Regions from separate parts of the Homo sapiens genome. Here region 1 is linked to region 2. A link is a loop called in an ENCODE intact Hi-C map of the cell type or tissue named here. Cell type or tissue: IMR-90. All regions are shown on one strand. Each heading gives the region's core, and the rest is flanking DNA. Links, peaks and the distances in the headings are about the cores only. Region 1 has its middle 36 kb from the start of HAGLR. Region 2 overlaps MTX2 (metaxin 2).

What was found. A loop is a pair of places that touch in the nucleus more often than their neighbours do. Peaks named below come from ENCODE experiments on the same cell type or tissue, not always from the same donor. Only the 100,000 strongest peaks of a DNase experiment are listed, where the experiment ranks them.
Region 1: it touches region 2 in a loop (4-fold over the local background); 1 of 110 quality-filtered maps calls a loop at or near these places.

The regions. Positions count from the first base shown.
Region 1 is chr2:176,223,724-176,226,541 of GRCh38, forward strand. No RefSeq gene overlaps it. Among named protein-coding and RNA genes, the nearest start is that of HAGLR, 36 kb to the left of the region's middle. In IMR-90, for the core only: no CTCF peak of the experiment used is centred there; no DNase peak of the experiment used is centred there.
Region 2 is chr2:176,280,086-176,282,903 of GRCh38, forward strand. All of the region lies in intron 1 of MTX2 (metaxin 2), which reads left to right. Among named protein-coding and RNA genes, the nearest start is that of MTX2, 12 kb to the left of the region's middle. In IMR-90, for the core only: no CTCF peak of the experiment used is centred there; a DNase peak (open chromatin) is centred at 1,366.

The sequences.
Region 1 (2,818 bases), core at 84-2,583, 56 kb before region 2:
GACCAAGTGGACACATGAAATAAACTGTCTTCCTTGGGTAAGAAGAAGAGTTTGAACAGAAGCCATGTCTTACAGCAGTGAGGCCAGATACTGGATTCCTGTCAATTTTTGTATTTTTAATAGAGATGGAGTTTCACCATATTGGTCAGGCTGGCCTCAAACTCCTGACCTCAGGTGATCCACTCGCCTTGGCCTCCCATAGTGCTGGGATTACAGGCATGAGCCACTGCGCCTGGCCTGCTTCTACTTTTAAGGACCCTTGTGATTCTTGGATAATCCAGAATAACCTCTCTATTTTAGGTTTAGCTGATTAGCAACCATAATTCCATCTGCAATCTGAATTCCTTTTGCCCAGCAACATAACATATTCACGAATTCTGAAGATTAGGACATGGACATTGCCTACCACAAGGCAGAAAAAAAAATCTTCCCATGCTCCCATTAAACAACAACCACCTCCCCAAACAAAAAACAACAACAAAAAAGGCAATCCATTTCTCTTTTTCAGGAGAGTGAAATGAAAACCCTTCTTAGCTGGACAGATTTGTCATTTGGTTTGAGGATTGGGAGCAAATGTTTTTGAATCACAAACTCCAAGTGAGCCTTGTCTAGCTTGGGGAAAGTTCCCAGATTTGTGACAGTCACAGAAGCAGAATTGAGGTTTGAGTCCTTTGGGGGCTCACTTCATGTTTCAAATAGTAAACTGAGGCCAGGCTCAGTGGCTCACGCCTGTAATCTCAGCACTTTGGGAGGCTGAGATGGGCAGATCACCTAAGGTCAGGAATTCGAGGCCATCCTGGCCAACATGGTGAAACATCGTCTCTACTAAAAATAAAAATTAAAAAATAAAATAGCTGGGCTTGGTGGCACATGCCCGTAATCCCAGCTACCTGGGAGGCTGAGGCAGGAGAATCGCTTGAACCTGGGAGGTGGAGGTTTCAATGAGCCAAGATTGAGCCAATGCACTGCAGCCTGGTCGACAGGGCGAGGCTCCATCTCAAAAAAAAAAAAAAAGTAAACTGAGGCAAACAATAACTTTCTTGCAGTTGTCTGAAGAGAATAGTTGAAAGATGTACCATTGTAATCTGAACTGGGTGGAAGAGAGCTGGACAGGCTTCCCCTTTCCTCAAAGCATAGATTGCAATCCCCTGTTGGAGACATGAAGACATTAACTACAGTACTGACAGACCCTGGGTGGGTAATTTCACAGACAGTGGTTTTTACTGGTATCTGGGGCATAATTAGATACTAACACCCCATCATTGATGCATCTTTTTCTTTTTCTTTCTGACTATTTTGGAGGAGGGGATCAACTTTGTCTCTCCCATTCTTCTTCCCACATCCCTGCACATGTTTTTTGTCTGTCAGGGATACCTAGTACCTCCCCGTGAAAAGGTATAAGTTACCGTTCTGTAAAATGTGTGCAGCTTTTATAGTAGAATTCTATGTAGCTGTGATGAACTGCCAGATTGGGCTTGGCTAGAATTGTTTTTCTTTATTGCCTTTTAATTCTCCCTCTGATCCTTTAAAAAATATAATAGGTCTTTCCTAAGTCAAAAGATTCAAAGACATGCTGGTCAACCACAAGACATAAGGAAATCTTTTAGGATTTGTAGAGTTAGGGGAGGAAAAGATTCTATTTCTAGGTAACAGTAGCAATCTGTTTCTGCACTCCTCCACTCCTCAGCCTCCACCTCCATTGCAGCCCTTTCAGAAAAGGCCCCAACGGGCCTCTTTACATGCCTAGAAGCATAAACTTTGCAATATCAAAACGCTTCTGATGATAATCGCTCCTGCTGATACTCACACGAAAAGGATTTGCTAAATCCTATTCCCAAAGAATAATGGGTCATGAGTTGATTTTAGATCCTGCTGGATGATCAGAAGAACAGCTCTGTGTGTGTGTGTGTTTGTGTGTGTCTGTGTGCATGTGTGTGTGTGTGTATTGGAGACAGGGTCTTGGTCTGTTGCCTAAGCTGGAATGCAGTGGCCAGATCACTTCTCACTGCAGCCTCAACTTCATGGGCTCAAGTGGTCCTCCCACTTCAGCCTCCCATGTAGCTGTGACCACTGTGCCCAGCTAATTTTTAAATTTTTTGTAGAAATGGAGTGTTACTTTGTTGCCCAGGCTTATTTCAAACTCCTGGCCTCCAGCCATCCTCCCATTTCCGCCTTCCAAAGTGTTGGGATTACACACATGAGCCACCATGCCCAGCCCAAGAGCTCTTATTTCATCCTTTTATTTTATTTATTTCTGATGACTATTGTGGTGGGCAGCCTTTAAAACAGTCCCAATGATCCCTGATTTCTTGAGTATGGGCTGGACCTAGTAATTTGCTTCTAACCAACAGAATAAGGCAGAAGTAATGAGATTTTGGTTCCGAGACTGGGCTACAGAAAGACTTTGGTTTCCATCATACTTGCCCTTGATTGCTCTTTCATGTGTTTGCTTTGATGAAAAAAGGGCTGCCATGTTTTGAGCTGCCCTATGGAGAGGCCATGTGACAAAGAACTGAGGTAGGCTTCCAAGTGACAGCCAGGGAGGAACCCCAGCTCTCGCTATGACAGCTGCAGAGGAACTGAATCCTGTCAACAACCATTAGAAGTGAATCTTCCCTTAGTCAAGACTTGAGCTGACTGCAGTCATGAGGCTATTAGAGCTGGCAAAGCTTATGCCTAGATTCCACCCACAAAATCTGTGAGAAAATTCATGCTTGTTGTCTTAAGCTTCTAAGTTTCGGGGTAATTTGTTCCATAACAATAGATAACTAACACAACAATGAAGTTTAACATTAAAGTTTGGAAAACAGAGGGGAAA
Region 2 (2,818 bases), core at 93-2,592:
GCCATTTAGGTCAGTTTTTAAAGATGGATGTAAGCCATTCTAGTCACTGGGTACCAAATCCTGGGGACTAGAGGCCAGGGAGTCAGGGTGATGTGGTCAGCAAATTGGAGATATAGTGAGATTTCAGGAAGGCAAAGATTCAAGATATTGGATTAATAAAGTGAAACTGTAGGGAAAGTGCAAGTGTCAAAATCTATGTCTGAAGCAGTAAAGGGAATTTATAAACGTAATATGGTCAGGAGTCAGCTTGGTAACCGATTTAGATAAACGGAATTCTGAGGCTTCAGATGAGTCAACATTTTGTGTGATTAATAGTAACTATCAAAAGTCTTAACTGGCAAGTTACTTTTGCAGTGTAACAAACCACCCTAAATTTACAGGTGTAAAACAGCCACTTTCTTATGTTTATGAATCCTGTGGGTCAGTAATCCACACAGGGCACATGTTGTGAGTGGCACAAGGTGAGATATAACCATATCCACACACATTTGTGTCTTTCCACAAGGTCAGACTTCTGTTGGTGCTTATTCAGTCATAAAAGCAATAAGCAACATCGAGTTCCTTAAGGAGGCAATTCTCCTTAGTACTACCTGTTCACTCAGTAGTCAGAGCTGTGGCACATAGACTAAGCCAATCCACAAGTCAGTCAATGTTGCAAACCGCACGTAGCAGTATACTTAATATATAAATGTTATAGATTAAAATTTCCACATCACACAGTAACATTTAACATCAAGAGAAAAGGGGACAGGAAAAGAGGTAATGAACCAGTCTAAGGAGAGCGTCATGGACAAGGATAGTGTCCTGGGCTGATCCAGACAGTTGTCAGTGTCTTGCAAGGAAGAGTTCTTGATTTGGGCAGAGCATTTGGCAGCAAATGCTGGGTGCTGATCATGAGTGACTGCCAGACAGTGTCTATTAAGATGGCCATCTTGAGTTGGTGGAGTTCTGCTCCTTTTATAGCCCTCACATCTTCTGGTGAGGACTGATAGTAAAAAGTGTGTCTGGTTATGTCTTTGTCTGGTTGGTACGTGTAGTCTCTGTTGATTAGATGAACATGTGGTCCCTGTTGGCATGATGCCTTTTTAAATGTAAGGTGGGGTCTTTTTCTAAGATAGGGTTACTTATGTATAGGGTGCTGTATACAGCACAGGAAAGATGGTTTGTCTCTCACTCATGATGTCTGGGTCTTAAGCTGAAAAGACTCAAAGGCTGGGAATGATCCAGTGGTTCAGGGTTGGAAACCTCTGGAAGCATCTTCACTTGTATCTCTGACAGTTGATTCTGGCTAGGACTTTGGCTGGGGTTGTTCTCTGGAATACTTACATGTGGCTTCTTCATGTGGCTTGGCTTCCTCACAGCTTGGTGGCCTGAGGGTAGTCAGACTTTTTATGTAGTGACTCAGTGCACCACATACAAGTGCCTGAGCTAGCAAGATAGAATTTGCATCATCTTTTATAATCTACTCTCAATTGTCCTGCAGCATCACTTCCACAATATTCTGTGGGTCACAGTGCCAGCCCAGATTCAAGGGAAGGGGAATTGTAGGGTAGGAATTACTGTTGTGGACGTATTTAAGACATATACTTTGCCACAATAACCAAGGTGGTACTGCCTGTTTTTCTTAGATCTGGGAACCGAGAAGGCACACACATGACTGAATAGAGGTTCTAAAGAAGGATGGGGATAGATGGGGAGTTGGGGGTGAGTAGAGTAGTGCGGGTGGTTTTGTACGTTGTAATTAGTTATCTATGGAACTCTCTAAAGCTAGTGATGCCTGCTCGAACATGCATGCATATACAAATACTCCTTTATTCTCACCAAAGGCCTATCATATGGAAAGATTGAGGATGGAGATAAGACAAGTATAGTTTTCAAATACTCTGTAGATCATTTGTCTGTGTGTCTTTGATTAGGAACCACTGAATGATTCGGAGAGAAAGTGAATTCTTGAGTTTACACTGTTGAATTTGGTACCCATTGTTGAGATGTTATCCTTCCTTAAATTGGTTCAATGATATTATTTTTAGAGTTACAGTAGTTTTTTTTTTTTTTTTTTTTTTTTTTTTGCTGTCAGATATCTTTCAGGCTTTAGATAGCAAAAGACCTGCTTGTATTTTCTGCAGAATGTTTGTTGAGTACCTAATTTGTGCTAGGTGCTCTGCCAGGTGCTGGGGGTACAAAAATAAGTAACAATTCTTGCCTTTCATGAGCTTATATTCTTTTGCAGAAATAGATCATTTTAATATGAAGAGCTATATCTATAGTAGAAATCTGCACAGAGGCATCTAGTTTAGTAAGCCTTTGCTGAACATTTTGCCTCCGTTTCCTCAAACTGCATTAGGGATGTTAGGTTTTTGGTAAATATCTAAACTCGTCTCCATGCCTCCTACCTTCTATCTGGCATGCTTTGGATTATTTTTTTGGATCCAATTCAGATTTCATCTCCTTTTGTGAATTCTTTCCTGTTTTCCTCAGGCAGATTTAGTTATTTCTTCATGAATATTTCTATAGGGCTTTATACACACTTTTGTTCTAATGTGTATATTAAGAATTATTGATTGAAAATATACTGTGAGCTAGAGACTTTATAGGGTACTTAGTTTATCTACTTTTTTTTTTTTGTTTTTTTTTTTGAGATGGAGTCTTGCTCTGTTGCCCAGGCTAGAGTGCAGTCGCACGATCTCAGCTCACTGCAACCTCCATCTCCTGGGTTCATGCGATTGTCCTGCCTTAGCCTCCTGAGTAGCTGGGATTACAGGCATGCACCACCACACCTGGCTAATTTTTGTATTTTTGATAGAGACAGGGTTTCACC